Linked DNA regions of Homo sapiens: regions 1, 3 and 4 are each linked to region 2. Evidence: chromatin contacts called from ENCODE Hi-C or POLR2A ChIA-PET data. All regions are on one chromosome and are shown on one strand. The core of a region is the stretch at or near the end of the contact, and the rest is flanking DNA. Distances in the headings are between cores, read along the strand shown. Region 1 holds the start of DNMT3A (DNA methyltransferase 3 alpha). Region 2 holds the start of SELENOI (selenoprotein I). Region 3 holds the start of DNAJC27 (DnaJ heat shock protein family (Hsp40) member C27). Region 4 holds the start of ITSN2 (intersectin 2).

The links. A loop is a pair of places that touch in the nucleus more often than their neighbours do. ChIA-PET counts read pairs that join two places held with the same protein, here RNA polymerase II (POLR2A). Pooled maps may share reads with other maps.
Region 1: a pooled map shows a loop between it and region 2 (9-fold over the local background). The contact joins the promoter of DNMT3A here to the promoter of SELENOI in region 2. A Hi-C loop is called at or near these places in 5 of 50 pooled maps. POLR2A ChIA-PET finds 5 or more read pairs at or near these places in 2 of 52 experiments (activated CD8-positive, alpha-beta memory T cell and activated T-cell).
Region 3: a map of CD8-positive, alpha-beta T cell shows a loop between it and region 2 (37-fold over the local background). The contact joins the promoter of DNAJC27 here to the promoter of SELENOI in region 2. A Hi-C loop is called at or near these places in 7 of 168 maps with a recorded cell type or tissue (B cell, CD4-positive, alpha-beta memory T cell, CD8-positive, alpha-beta T cell and 2 more), 3 of 37 single-sample maps with no recorded cell type and 14 of 50 pooled maps.
Region 4: a map of CD8-positive, alpha-beta T cell shows a loop between it and region 2 (8-fold over the local background). The contact joins the promoter of ITSN2 here to the promoter of SELENOI in region 2. A Hi-C loop is called at or near these places in 1 of 168 maps with a recorded cell type or tissue (CD8-positive, alpha-beta T cell) and 6 of 50 pooled maps. POLR2A ChIA-PET finds 5 or more read pairs at or near these places in 1 of 52 experiments (CD4-positive, alpha-beta T cell).

The regions. Positions count from the first base shown.
Region 1 is chr2:25,340,477-25,344,115 of GRCh38, reverse strand. It overlaps DNMT3A (DNA methyltransferase 3 alpha), which reads left to right and starts at 2,191. Exons shown (of 23, transcript NM_022552.5): 1 at 2,191-2,290. RefSeq lists an enhancer at 1,279-1,398 and silencers at 1,519-1,998, 2,059-2,268, 2,559-2,728, 2,829-3,068, 3,349-3,468.
Region 2 is chr2:26,344,590-26,347,868 of GRCh38, reverse strand. It overlaps SELENOI (selenoprotein I), which reads right to left and starts at 1,726. Exons shown (of 10, transcript NM_033505.4): 1 at 1,580-1,726. The coding sequence starts at 1,636. ADGRF3 (adhesion G protein-coupled receptor F3) reads left to right here and starts at 1,080. Exons shown (of 14, transcript NM_001321971.2): 1 at 1,080-1,748. The coding sequence starts at 1,635. RefSeq lists enhancers at 822-921, 1,034-1,801, 2,122-2,261 and silencers at 1,462-1,511, 1,572-1,631, 1,682-1,911.
Region 3 is chr2:24,970,237-24,973,371 of GRCh38, reverse strand. DNAJC27 (DnaJ heat shock protein family (Hsp40) member C27) reads left to right here and starts at 1,417. Exons shown (of 7, transcript NM_016544.3): 1 at 1,417-1,554. The coding sequence starts at 1,468. It overlaps DNAJC27-AS1 (DNAJC27 antisense RNA 1), which reads right to left and starts at 1,260. Exons shown (of 3, transcript NR_034113.1): 1 at 1,140-1,260. RefSeq lists enhancers at 368-885, 1,097-1,176, 886-1,404, 1,387-1,496, 1,757-1,866 and 2 more and a silencer at 1,627-1,706.
Region 4 is chr2:24,358,512-24,362,023 of GRCh38, reverse strand. ITSN2 (intersectin 2) reads left to right here and starts at 1,488. Exons shown (of 40, transcript NM_006277.3): 1 at 1,488-1,720. RefSeq lists an enhancer at 1,055-1,204 and silencers at 1,305-1,604, 1,615-1,664, 1,675-2,074.

The sequences.
Region 1 (3,639 bases), core at 942-3,441, 1.0 Mb after region 2:
TAAAAGAAAAAAAAAAAAGATGTGATGTGGGGTGATTTCAGAGCCGGATGAACCTGGCTTTGAATCCTGACTCTGCCACTTCCCAACTGTATGGCTTTGACTAAGACTGAGCCTCAGTTTCTTCATCTGTAGCGTGAGGAGAGTACAAGCCATATCACAGGGCTAGTGAAGACTAGAGAAAATACCATGTCTGGTGCCTGGCACATAGTAGACACTCAGTAAACAGTCGCTGCTGTTTGGGGCCGTGTTATATGTAAGCCCTTGATGAAGGCAGAGGTATCTCAGTCATCCTTCTATAAACGGTCTTCTCCTTTGCCAAGCTGGGTGCGCCATTTAGAGTGTTCACGGATGCCCCTCCTGATGTAGAAAGCGAACAGCCCAGGAGGGTCACATGTTAATTCCACCAAGGTTTACTGAGAATCTCCTAGCACCAAGTGCTGGGCTACAGGGATGACAGACGCGGCCCCTGTCCTCACAGAGCACTGGGAGTCTCTGGGCCGGTGGGGACCATGGACAGCAGGGCCTATCATCAGTAGGGCGGGGTGGCCACTTGAGTGAGGGTGACACTGAAAACGGCCAGAACTATGGCCTAGAAGCTGGTCTCAGATATCGAGGCTCAGGGTGGGGGTTGGGGAGACGGAGGGACCTGGAAGCATTGGAGAACCTCCCGAAGGAAAACCTTCCCGTCTGTATGAAAGGTCAGCTCCCGGTCCCAGAGAACTTGGCAACTCGGTTCTGTGACGCTAAAAGGGTGGCGTTGGGGGGGCGGGTGCTGGGCTGCATGGGGAGAAGGGAAAAGTAGGATCCGCTTCACTGTGAAGTGAGTCCCACCACCAACTCCAGCAATCCCTGCCCACAAGTAGGATGGCGGGTCCCTGGGAAGGGAGCACGCCATGTCCTGTGCCAGTCAGGGAGCTCAGGGCACTGTGATATAGCTGAAGTGCTGAGTAGAATTCGGGGTGCAGAGCTGCGGGTGGCTGGTGGGGTGCTGGGGCGCGCAAGGAGGCTGGAGGCGGGGGTGGGGGGGTGCCCAGCCCCAAGTCCTACAGCGGCTGCTGGAGGAGTGAGATGAGCACATAGTGAGTGGCTGTGCTGGTGGAATTAGACAGAGGTGCCCCAAGTCAGGAACCTAGAGCCCTGAGCGCTCCATGGGGAAGGAGAACAGCCCCCACGGTGAAGGGGTGAGGGCGGTGTGTAGGCACACACAGAATCTTCCAGCTGGAAGAGACCTTCAATGTCATTTCATTCAACCTCCCACCTCATGAAATCTTTCAGTCTTCCAGTGCCCAACTGAGGACACCCAACTCTACTTGGACACCTCAAGGTACGGGGAACTCACTCCCTTCAAGGCAGCTCATCTCAGAGAGGCTTTGGAGCCTGCGGGACGGCCAGGAGGAGCCTGGCGCTCCGACCTTGGCCCTGTAGAGCAGAGTGGCCTCTACTCCGCGGCGGCACCTGGCTGGGGGTTGCGGCGCGGTTGGGCCAGCGCTGCTGTCCCCAGCCCCAGTGCTGAGGCAGGCAGAGCGCAGTGGGCTCTGGCGGAGGTCGGGAGAACTGCAGGGCGAAGGCCGCCGGGGGCTCCGCGGGCTGCGGGGGGAGGCACTTGACACCGGCCCGGGGAGAGGAGGGGCCGCTGTCCCTGCGGCCAGTGCTGGATGCGGGGACCCAGCGCAGAAGCAGCGCCAGGTAGCGGGGCGCCCAGCGTGGGGAGGGCTGCGGCGAGGCCCGGAGCTCGGCTACGACTCGAGGGGCTCTGAGTGGCCGGGAGCGCGGCCGAGGCGGGGCGCCCGGGGCCCGGCCCCCGGTCTGGGCGGTGCGGGGTCCAGACCTCCGCCAAGCGGCGTGCGGGGACCCCGGCGGGGCCGCAGAGGCCGGGAAGTCGCGCCGAGGGCGCTAGGACCGGCCGCGCGCCCAGGCCGCTCCCGCCGCGGCGCCCCGGGGCCCCCCAGTCGGCGCTGCCTCCCGGGCCGGCTCCGCAGCGCCGGGGCCGGGGCCAGCGCGGCCGCGGGGGGCGAGCGGCGGGCGGAGGCCTGGGCCCGCGGGCGGCCGGAGGGAGGGAAGGAGGAAGGCGGAGAGAAGGGGTGGGAGGGGGGGACCCGGCGGAGGAGGCGGAGAGAGGGAGCGCGACAGCGAGCGGAGGGAGGGAGCGAGCGAGCGAGGCAGGCAGGCGGGCCGGGAGGGAGGGAGGGCGCGCGGGCGGCGGCGGCGGCGAGAGCAGAGGACGAGCCGGGACGCGGCGCCGCGGCACCAGGGCGCGCAGCCGGGCCGGCCCGACCCCACCGGCCATACGGTAATGAGCGCCGCTGCTGGCGGCCCGGAAGGCCGGCCCGGAGGCGGCGGGGAGCCGGGGAGCCGGGCGGGGGGCGCCGCGGCTGGCAGTGCCCGGCTCGGGGCACGCTCCCGGACCCCTGCAACTCGGCGCCGGGCGCCCGTGGGGCCGGGACTGCAGGCGGGGACGGCGGGCCGGGCTGGCCGGGGCGGCGCGGGGGATTTGAGGGTTTGTTTATGTCCCCGCGGGCTCGGCAGGCGCCCCCTCCCGTCCCGCCCGCTCCCGGCGCGGACCCCCCTCCCCGCCCCCGCCCGGCTCCGGGCTCAAGTTCAAGTCTATACAATGCCGCGGGGGGCCCCTCCACCGCCGGCCTGCGCCGCGGTGCCCGGCTCGCCGCTGCCGCAGGGGCCCCGGCCGGGCCGCCCCCGCCTTCCGGGCTCTGCCCCAGCCCCGCGGCCCCGCCTGGAGCCCGCGGCCAGGGCGCCGGAGGGCGCGGACCCCGACCCAGAAGGATCGGCCCCCGCGGCGGCCCGGGGGAGCGGGGGAGGGGGCGGGGGCCGGGCCCCGCGCAGGCTCCGCGGCGGCGGCAGAAAATGGCAGCCTGGCACGACCCGGCCCCCCGCCCCTCCCCCCGGCGCCCGGCCCTCCTCGGCCCCGCGGGGCGGGGGACCCGGGAGGCCCCCGGGGGCGGGCCGAGGGGTGATGGCGGGGCCGGGCCGGGGAGCGCCGCGCCGCGATCCTCCTCCGGCCACCTGTGGCTGGGGGTGCGGGGCGCCGGCGGGGCCGGGAGGGGCGGCGGGGCCGGGGAGAGCGCCCGCCTTGGGGGCACACCTTCCCCCGGAGTGCCGGCGGCACGGAGAGGGGTGGTCGTGCCCGGCTCCTCCCTGTCCCCACCGCGGGCCGTGGGTGCCCGGGCGGCCGCGGTGGCGGCGCCGCAATGTGGGGGCGGGGCGGGGGCGGGCGAGGATCCCGGGCCCGGGCCCGGGCCGCGGGGGCCGGAAAACGCGGGGGTGGAAGTAGCGGGGCCGGGACCGGGAGCGGCGCAGGGGGGGTACGCCCGGGGTCGCCCCTCCAGCACCCCCGCGCACACTCCCACGCACGCGGACACACTCACGCACACGCACCCCGCCGGGCCGGTGCAGACGTGTCCTTGAAAGCTTCGCATCTGCACAGTGAAGGACGAGGCCTCGCCGCGGCTGCGGAGCGGGGTCTTCGGCCCCACGTCCCCGCACCCCGGGAGACCTCGAGCTTCGGAGCCGCAGGCGGCGGCTGTCCGTGTCCCGCCCTCACCCCAGTTCCCCTCCCCCAGGCCGCCCTGCCTTCCCTCCCCTTCGGCGCGGACCGGGCTGGCGCGGGTCCAGGGCCCGCCC
Region 2 (3,279 bases), core at 477-2,976:
ATTACACGAAACTTCTAGTAAATTAAGACACTTATTTAGTTGAAAATATAAATCTAGGGAAGATTCTTTATAAGAAAAAGGAGATTTCCTATTATAAACACTGCTCCCATTGAAATAGCTATTTTATTGGCACTTAGAAAGTCAGACCCTAGTAAGGAAGAAAATGTTTTATATGTCAATATTTACCCTGCAGAACAGACAACAAAAGGGGAGTAGAGCTTAAGGCAAAACAGGAGGTATCTGGGTTAACAGCCTTCTAAAATGAAAGTTGAAAAGCACTGGCCCGAGTTACCAAGAAGGCTCTGGACCCTCTTTCCACTTAAAATGTTAAGACAAGTCATCACCTCGGTTCAGAATGGTATGGCACAATACGGCTTGAAAGCAGAGAAACATGCTATGTGACCTTCTAAGGACCCTTGCTTTTTTTTTTTTTAACTCGAGTTAAACAAAATCCATTATGACTTTTTCAGTTATTCATTCATTCCACAAATGCTTACTGGGTGCCTAGTATGCACATAGCACTGTGCTTAAGCCATGATGGTCCACAAGAAAACTCTAATGAGTTGGGCATTATATTCTAATGGCGAGACACGCTAAAGCAGCAATTCCATAAACGAACAGAGCGCACATTTAAGGGGGAAAGGGGCACGTAGGGAGGGCTTCTTTGAGGAAGCAATATTTAAGCTAAGATGTGAAGATGAACGGGTAACAACAAGGATGAAGGGTTAAAGCCCATATTTCAGGCTTGGTCGACTGGATGGTTAGAGTCATTCATTGGTAAAGGAACTGCGGATGGGAACCAGATTTGGAGGAAAGTTAACCACCCGCATTTATTTACTGGGGTCCTAGTATGTTGCCAAGCGCTTCACAAATTCCTCTAATCATTTTGCACAGCAGAAGCTATTACTTTCAGTTTCATACACAAAAGAGAGGCTGAGCGGGGTTAAAATGACGTGCCCAAGACGAAATAAAGAAATCTGACTTTTGTAATCAGGTTTGTATGTGCTCGAAAGCCCGCGCTCTTTCCACTCCACAGCTCCTTCCTGTGCACCTCCCTTTCATCTGGTGGCCCTAGCGCCACAAGCTGCCGCTTAGGAAGTCCCTGCCGGGAGCAGAAGTGGAGACATCAGCAGGATGGCATCGGCAAGTCGCTCCCCTCCCGGGCCTCATCTGCCAAACGATCATCTCCTCCTCCGAAGTTGTATGCATGACAGGCGAGTGGAAACTTCACTAAAATGAAGGCGATTGACACAACAGAAGGAACTCCATCCTTTCGGGGGCTTACGAAAATAATAAGTTTAAAAAAAATAGGAAGGGAATTCCCTCGCTCCATGATCACTGAGCGCTCTCCTAAGGAAAAGGAAATCTCCCGGGGGGTGCCGACTACGGGCGGCGGGCTTAGGATGCTCCCACGCTCCCCGACCCCCAATCCCCAGGACCCGCAGGACCTCCGGAGGAACGCCCGCCAGCCCGCCCGGAGCCACGCGGCACAAGGTGACACGGACCGCGCCGCGCGGGCCCCTCAGCCGCCTGGGCGAGGCCGGGAGCAGGGAGAGGGGCATCCGCCGGCCCGCGGTACCTTGTACTTATCAAAGCCAGCCAGCTGCTCCGGGCTCACGTATTCGTAGCCAGCCATGACGACCCGAAAACTGAGCGCCCACTCGGCAGCGACTCCCGGCTACAAGGCTGTGACACACAAGCACCACACCGGCTGGGCAAGGATGGCAAAGACTGGGCTGCCCGAGAAGGTAGGAGAGCCGCGCTCCGCCCACCGCGCACGCGTAGCCGCCTCGGCCCCTTCGGCCGCCTCTCAGTGCGCAAGCGCAGCCCACGCTTCTCCCCGCCCATCGAGGGGGGGTTGCTAGCCCGCTCGAGCGGCCCGTCCCCCGACACTGCTGTTGTCCAATCGGCGTGGATCAGGCAACACTAAGTCCCGCCTTCCAGCTCTCTTCGTCGCTTCATTTGCTAGCGTCAAAATTGGTGAGCTGAGGTAAGGCAAGAGAGGGGGTGAAAGGTCAATTTCCCAGCGGGCTTTGCTCCCGGTCCCGGGGGAAGGTGGGATTTCTGTGGTATCCGCACTTGCGTGGTGATCTGGGGTATACCGTTTTAGTCTTGGGGGTAGAGTGACTGCTTGCGAACCAGTTCAGCAGTGCCTCAGGTAAGAGGACTTAGTTCTCCCGCTGCAGCGAAGTAAAAGAGGAAGGAGGTCTGTACCGCGAGCCGCTCCCAGCTCCTGGTGCGGTGCGCTGCGTGCCGTAGAAATTTAGTAAACGTGGTTAGATGTAGAGAAGGCCGAGCTGCTGCCGGGGCCACGGGAGTCTTTGTGCGGTCAGCAGAGGGACTTGAAAGACAGGTGAAAGGACATTGGAGACAAGCCCCTCAGGTCTATGTTGCTTAGGAACCTTGGACCGCCTCATCGCACTCCGCTCTATCAAACCGTTCCAAATTAAGATTGCTGGTGTCTCCCGACCAGATAAAAGCAGTGATCTCTCAGTCTCGACGAGTCCTTAAATGCGTTTGCAAGAGGTGTTTTACATAACTGGAGCCCAGTTAATTGTAAAACAAACAAACAAACAAAAAACACTAGATCAATGGCTAGTGAGTATCTACTAATAAAATTTTATAATAGTTGCTGCTTTTTATTGAGCGCCTTCTGTGGGGAGAACTTCACATACATTATCAACCCCATAACAACACTGAAGTGAAAGGCATTATCCCCTTTTTCAGATTAGGCAGCCTGCCCAGAGTCACTTAGTTACGAAGCTCGGAAATGATCGACCCAACATGAAATGAGTTCTGTGTTATGGGAAACCACTACTTCAGGGAGCCTTTCAGTCTCTCTGGGTCTCTGAAATAAGGGCGATTATTTTGAGATACTTTTATGTTCATTCGTTTAACAACTATTTATTGGGGACCCGAGATATGCCAAACACAGTATTATTACTACATGTCTAATCTCCCCTCCTAAAGCATGATTCTTAGAAAGTAATAGATAATCTTATACCTGGTATATGGTAGATAATAAGCTTCTCCCCGCCCCCTGAGACAGGGACTGACTCACCCAGGCTGGAATGCAGTGACGTGATCACGGCTCACTGCAGCCTCGACCTCCCCTGGCTCAGGTGATCTTGCTTCCGTCTCCCAAGTAGCTAGAACTACAGGCGCACACCACCACACCCGGCTAAATTTTTTGCATTTTTTGAAGAATGGGCGCCCGCCAACCAATAAACTTCAGTGTCCTTTATCACACTTGCCCTCGAGGGCAGTATTTGCATCTTA
Region 3 (3,135 bases), core at 168-2,667, 1.4 Mb after region 2:
ATAACAGCTGAAGATTTGACATTTTATAATTATTCTTCCACAATACCAGTTACCCTATTACAGGGCCAAAGGTGAACTGTCGAAGAAATTACATGTTTAGTAATTTGATTTATTAAATCATACTGAGAAGTTAGCATGTGGATTCTTTTAAGCTTTAAAACTATCCAAATTCTAACCAGGACTTATATTTCATATTTGTAAATAATTTTAGAAGCTTCAGTGAATTAAGTTATATTATTTGATTATCAAAACAATCCAGAATAAACTTGTCTTAAAAAAAACTTAATGTTTAAAAAACACATTTTAAAATTAAAATGTGGAAAATCTGACTTTACTGTGAAATGTTGAGCCTTTGCTCATTGCCTTCCTGTAATGCACTTCCCTTAAGATGTTTAAAGTTAGGTGAGAAAAGAAGCAATGCTACTTTTGTCTTTGTAATATACAGGGAAATTGGCAGCCATTTTTTTTCAGGGCACTATAAATAATCATTGTCAAGTTCTATTTATCTTCTGTAACTGAAGATATTCACTGAAAAAAAATTACCGTTCCTGTCAGACTGACTTTTATTCAAGCACTGTCACATTGTCAGCTAAAGGGAAGGGGAGAGCAGACGTCGAGGTCACGTTCGAAGCGAACAGCGGGGAGCTGAGGAAACTGACGTCCACAGCTCCAGCCTGGCTTAGCGTTAACACCTGCAGTAGACCAAGCCTTTCTCCCACAGAGGAGTCAACAAATCCATCAGAGATCTGTAATAGGAGGGCCAAGACTAAACACTCTTGCCTTGACTCCAAATAGACAACTCCATTTAAAATAAAAAACAATAGGAACCAGATTCAGAATCGCTTCACGCCTTGCCCAAGGCCCTCTTCCAGAACCAGGGTTCCGACCTCCCCACTTTCCTGGCTTTGGGGTCTGCCTCTCGGGGATCTCGAGCAAGGGGAACAAAATATTGGAGGGGGAAGAGGAGCAGCAGCCCGGCCCATGGAACCGAAAAAGAATCCAGAAAAAAAAAAAAACACTCCCAAACGGACGAGACACTACCAGACCCGCCCTGAAGAGCCAATACATTTCCACCACTCGGCTGCGAAAGCAACAAACGCCTCCCGTCCGGGCGTCCCTGAAAACAAGGACGCGCTCACCTCGAAGGGTAAACCCAGCCGCCCCCCAACGCCGCCTTCCCGTCAGGGGACGAGGCCTTAGAAACTCGGTAACTGCAGTCGCGTCTCCAGGGCCTGCAGATGACGTCAGCAGCCCCGCGCTAGCATCGCGAGACTCCCGTCTCCCTCCCCCGGCTCCCCACGCTCCCAACCGCCCGCGCCTGCTGCCAGGCAGCGGCGGGGATGGCGAGCAGCGGAGGCGAGGCGGTGACGAGAGCAGCGGCTCCGCCATTGGACGAGGAGGCCTGAGGGACGGGCCAGCGGTGCACAAGAAGAGACCGAGGCGGGTGGCCCCGAGAGAGCCAGGGCCATGGAGGCCAACATGCCGAAGCGGAAGGAGCCCGGCAGGTCTCTCCGCATCAAAGTCATCTCCATGGGCAACGCCGAAGTGGGGAAAGTGAGTACAGCGAGCCGGGAGGGGCGGGCCCCAGCGTGGCGGGGCGACGTGTCCATTGGCTGGAAGGGCGGCCACTCAACAGCCTGGGGCCCGGCCTCCTCTCCGCCCCCGAGCAGGCCCGGGTCTCAGCCGAGGGGTGCGGCTCCGCGAACGAAACTCCCCGACCTTTTTGACCTTTCCGTTGCCCCCTCGTCCTCCGACGTCACTCTTCCGGAGATGGTGTCTGGGGTGGCCTCTAAGCCTTGAATGTACCCCCAAAAGAGTAAGAAGGCCTGGGTCCCCATGAGGGGCCGTCGGCCTAGATACCTTGCCCGCGTTCTAGGGGGCCGTCCGGGACCGGGAGATGGAGGATGAAAGTTTAGTTCCCCCAGCCGGGCCTGGGAGCCGGCGGAACGTTATGGGGTGCGTGTGAGAATTTGGGGTTCGCGAAATGGTGCCCGGCAGCCCAGATTCTGCATTCCCGTCACGAGAGAGCGTAACTGACGTTGACGTGTTTCACAGGGGAGGTGCAAGGGATGGCCGGGGTCCGCGCTGTTTTGTTTTGCGTTGTGTTTTATTTTTGGTGGTGTCCCCATATCTGTTAGTTCCACCGCCCTTCTCTCTGCCCCATCTGTGGTTCATCAGCTATAAACTCTCCTTTAGTACGTGGGGAGGGAAGGCCAGAGGTAACCTGAGGCCTTTTCCCTTATGAATTCCAAGACGGCCTCCTCTTCACTCAAATTCTTTCCTTTTGGGCAAGTGGAATCTGTTGGTTAAGAACTTCCCAAGGTCATCAAATCAGTGACCGAGGAAAGATTAGAACCTAAGTCTTCACATTCCCACTGCGGTGCTCTTTCCGTCGTTGTATGCGTTCAAAATCAACTCCGAAAGAGCTGTTAAGGCAGTGCCTAGTCCAGTGCCTGGCACCCAGGAGATGCTCAGTAAATGTTTACTTAGTGTTTTTTATTTCTGTGTAGCATGATCCCGTACTACTTTTGTGTGTATGTGCTAGCATAGTATTCACTGAAAGTCAACATTTTTTTGAACGTCAGCTGTGTACGAGGTGTTTTTTTTTTTCTAGGGACTGGGCACGCTAGCTCAGGCCTGTAATACATCAGCACTTTGGGAGGACGAGGCGGGCGGATCACTTGAGGTCAGGAGTTCAAGACCAGCATAGTGAAATCCTGTCTCTACTAAAAATGCAAAATTAGCCAGGCATGGTGGTGCACGCCTTTAATCCCAGCTACTTGGGAGGCCGAGGCGGGAGAATCGCTTAAGCCGGGGAGGCAGAGGCTGCAGTGAGCCGAGATCACGCCATTGCACTCCAGCCTGGGCGGCAGAGTGAGACGCCGTCTCAAAAAAAAAAAAAAAAAAAAAAGTAATTTTACTGTGCCTAATGATACAACATTAGAAGCAGCTCAGAATGCCCAGTGTCACCACATCTACTTAACATTTTTCTAGTTTTATTAGCCAGTGCAATTAGACAAGAGTAAGAGAATATAAAAATATTAGAAAAGAGAAGGTAAAATTAACATTATTTGCTAATAATACGATTGTTTACCTGGAAACCCAAAGAGAAATAACTGAAAAACTATTAGAAAC
Region 4 (3,512 bases), core at 239-2,738, 2.0 Mb after region 2:
GTGAAACCAGTGTCTACTAAAAATACAAAAATTAGCCGGGCGTGGTGGCAAGTGCCTGTAATCCCAGGTACTTGGAAGGCTGAGGCAGGAGAATTGCTTGAACCTGGGAGGCGGAGGTTGCAGTGAGCACAGATCTCACAGTTGCGCCACTGCACTCCAGCCTGGGCAACGGAGTGAGAGTCTGTCTCAGGAAAAAAAAAAAAAAAAAAAAAAAAAAAAAAAGAAATCTTGGGTCTTATATCCAAAAATCTTGAGTCTTACATTTGGTTACTTTTTTTTTTTTGAGACAGAGTTTCGCTCTTGTCGCCCAGGCTGGAGTACAGTGGTGCAATCTCTGCTCACTGCAACCTCCGCCTCCCAGGTTCAAGCGATTCTCCTGCCTCAGCCTTCCGAGTAGCTGGGACTACAGGCGCCCGCCACCACGCCCAGCTAATTTTTGTATTGTTAGAAGAGGCGGGGTTTCACCATGTTGGCCAGGCTGGTCTCCAACTCCTGACCTCAGATGATCCACCTGCCTCGGCCTCCCAAAGTGCCGGGGTTACAAGCGTGAGCCACTGTGCCAGGCCGACATTTGGTTACGTTCATTAGGAAACACTAACTCCTCCCTCACCCCAATCAAAAGAAAGCCTTTCCCCTTGAAGAAGCTTCTTGTCAAGGGCAAACCTTTGGGGTTTTGGGATACGGTGGCGGCTTGAGTTGAAGTCTGGTCTTTTGTGAGGAGACCAGGAACCGGGAGGGGAGAAAAGAGACAAATTCTGAGTAGGAGCTTCGCCTGTCCCTTGGCGAGGGGTGGGGAGGAAAGTTTAGCTTCGTCGTGCTATGCTCTATGGGGACAGAGTCTTCCTACTGCTCGGCGGAGTGTGACTAGCGTAGAGGGTGCTCCTCGTGGGCGCTCCGCGTGTGTTATGGAGGAGGGCGAGGAATGGTGAATGGATGACCGAGGGTATGGTTAAGTCCTCCAGGTCCCTGAGAAGGGTTCAAGAGGCCTGTAACAGACCCATGGGCAAGGGTGGGATCAACCTCCTTCCCACCTTCCACCCCCCAATTCCCAGAGAATTCGTTCCCCCAGATCAGTGGAGAAAACTTCGGCGAGTGAGAAGGTTCCAGGGAGAACCCCGTGGTGGGTGCAACAGGGATGTGGCAGGCACTGCTTGGGACTTTCCAAAACCCCGGCGTCTGCCGTGGCAGGAAAAGCACCACCCAAGCTCAGCATGTTACCTCGGGGAGGAGGAGCCAGGTGGGTCTGTGCAACTCCAGGAAGGGCTGCCAGGTCTGGGGCTTCGGGGCCTCCCCGAGGGCAGAGAGGAGCGCTTCGGACCCGACCGACTCGGAGCAGACCTTCAGGGTTCAATGCCCCGGAACTCCTGGGGCGAGGAGCCACGCCCGGGCAGTTTCGGGCTCCGGAGGGTGGGGAGTCGGTGCCCGGCAGCGGGCGGGCCGTCAGCTGCCCGGCCCGGCGCCTACCTCCCCGCCCCCCGGCTTCCTGCGGAGGCCGCGGCCGCCATGTTGTTGTGGGGCTGAGGCGGCGCCGGCGGAGCCCTGAGCGGCTGTGACAGGCTACGCAACAGGTTCGCGGGCGGCGGCCTGACGACCAAGCCAGCTGCAGTGGCGGCGACGGCGGCAGAGCAGGGTCTCCCCGCGCCTGCCCGCGCCCAGGCTGCCGGTGCTGAGGGACGCGGAGTCGCGCTGTGACGAGCGGGAGGCGCGGCGAGGGCGCCAGGTGGGTGAAGCCGCTAGCGGGGCTGCAGCAAGGCGCGGGGCAGGTGCGGGCGCCGCGCCCGCTGCCCGGAGGCTCTGCGGGTCGGGCTGAGGCGGCTGTGCGCTCCGCACGATGGGGACGGGTCCTCGGGAGTACGGGCGGCCCCCGAGCTAGGCCCCTGGCGGGCTCGGCCGTGCGGGGCGGAAACCTCCGGCCCCGGGTTCCTTCCTCTGCTGCCGGGCCGGGACAGACGCCGAGGGGGCCTGGGCTGGGCTGCCCCTTCCTTGCGGCCGAGCCCGGGTCCCTGGCCGCGGCCTCGTCTGGCAGGTGGCGGACGCCGGCGAGGGTCGGGGGTGGCGTGGCCCCCTCGCTTTCGGGGTGTGAGCAGAAGAGAGCTCTGGGGGCACCCGCACGCCTCCTCGGGGACCCATTTTATTTTCGCGGAGTTGGTTTTCCTTCCTGGCAAGGGTTGGTGCCGAATGTCAGGTGAGCCGCATCCCGGTGCGTCAAAGTAGCCCGAGTCACGAGAGGACAGTGGGCGGATGCTTGGCGTCTACCGCTCGCGTTCCTCCGGAGTTGGAAATGTTAAATTTACCTTCAGCGTTATTGACTTCCAGAATATACAGGAAGCACCGAGAGATGTAATCTCTCAGGCCAGATAAAGTTTATTTGTGTATTTATTTATTTATTTTTAAAGACGTCTGCATATGCATAGTGAGTGGGTAAACCGAGGCTGAAACTGCAGATGGCTTTGTATTCTATAGAAAGATGCTCCGTTTGGATTTATTAATTATGCGCCTTGTCGCTCTAGAATTACCAATGGCAAGTGTGCTTTATTTGAAACTTGTGTTAATACTGAAATAGGAATATTTTTTGATGGAGCCAACCCCTTTACGATAGGAATTAAGGTTAGCATAGAAATGACTTGCTTTGCTCCATGCTTCTAGTTTGTCTCACTAGTGTTTGCTTGCTTACTCAGAAATAGGCAAGGTGTGACTTGAAATTTTACGTTGTTAGTGAGCTCAGTTTAGGTAGCATAGCTCTTGTAGTTTAAAGCTTCTTAAGCGTTTCGAAAAATTGCCTCTCTCCCTGTGCTGGTTTGCTATATTGTTAATCAGTGATAAAACCTAAAAGCTACCTAGAAACATCGCATAAAACATTTACGCGAATTAATAATGACGTCCTTCCAAATTTAAAGATACTGACAACTCTGATGTGTTTTCCTTTAGCTTTTTTTGGCTGTGCCTGTGACTCTCTTGTAATTTCAAAAGTAAATAAAGTGGATGTATTTTATGTTTTTGAAAACGTGGAAAAAATGTGCATTGCTGCTATTTTGATGTAATATTAATAAGCAGTTGAAAAGCTTGCATTTTTTCACCCTTCCATGCATTGATAACTATTCCCTGTGCCCACCTTTGTAATGAAAGGTAAACTCGTCCAAGAAAACTTGACCTGTACAGAATTACTAAGCAGGGAGTTACCATTGTTCGGTACATCTCAAGGCTAAAATCTTGATCTCTCCTGAATATGAGGAGGTGTGTTAGGCATGTTTTGGGGATTGGATTAATAGTGTTAAAAAATTTGTATTTTCACAAAAATAGCATGTACCCATCACCCAAACTCAGCAGCTTTCAAGAAGCTTTTCTTTTTTTCTTTCTTATTTTAAAAAATCCTTTAACCTTATGTAGTTAGTATATCTTTTTTAAAAAGTAGAAAATCATGTAACCTTAGGATTTTTAGTTTTAATGTAGAGTTTCACAAATTTCCATCTTTAGTAAGACAAAAGGGTCACATATTGGCTGTCTCCTTCAAC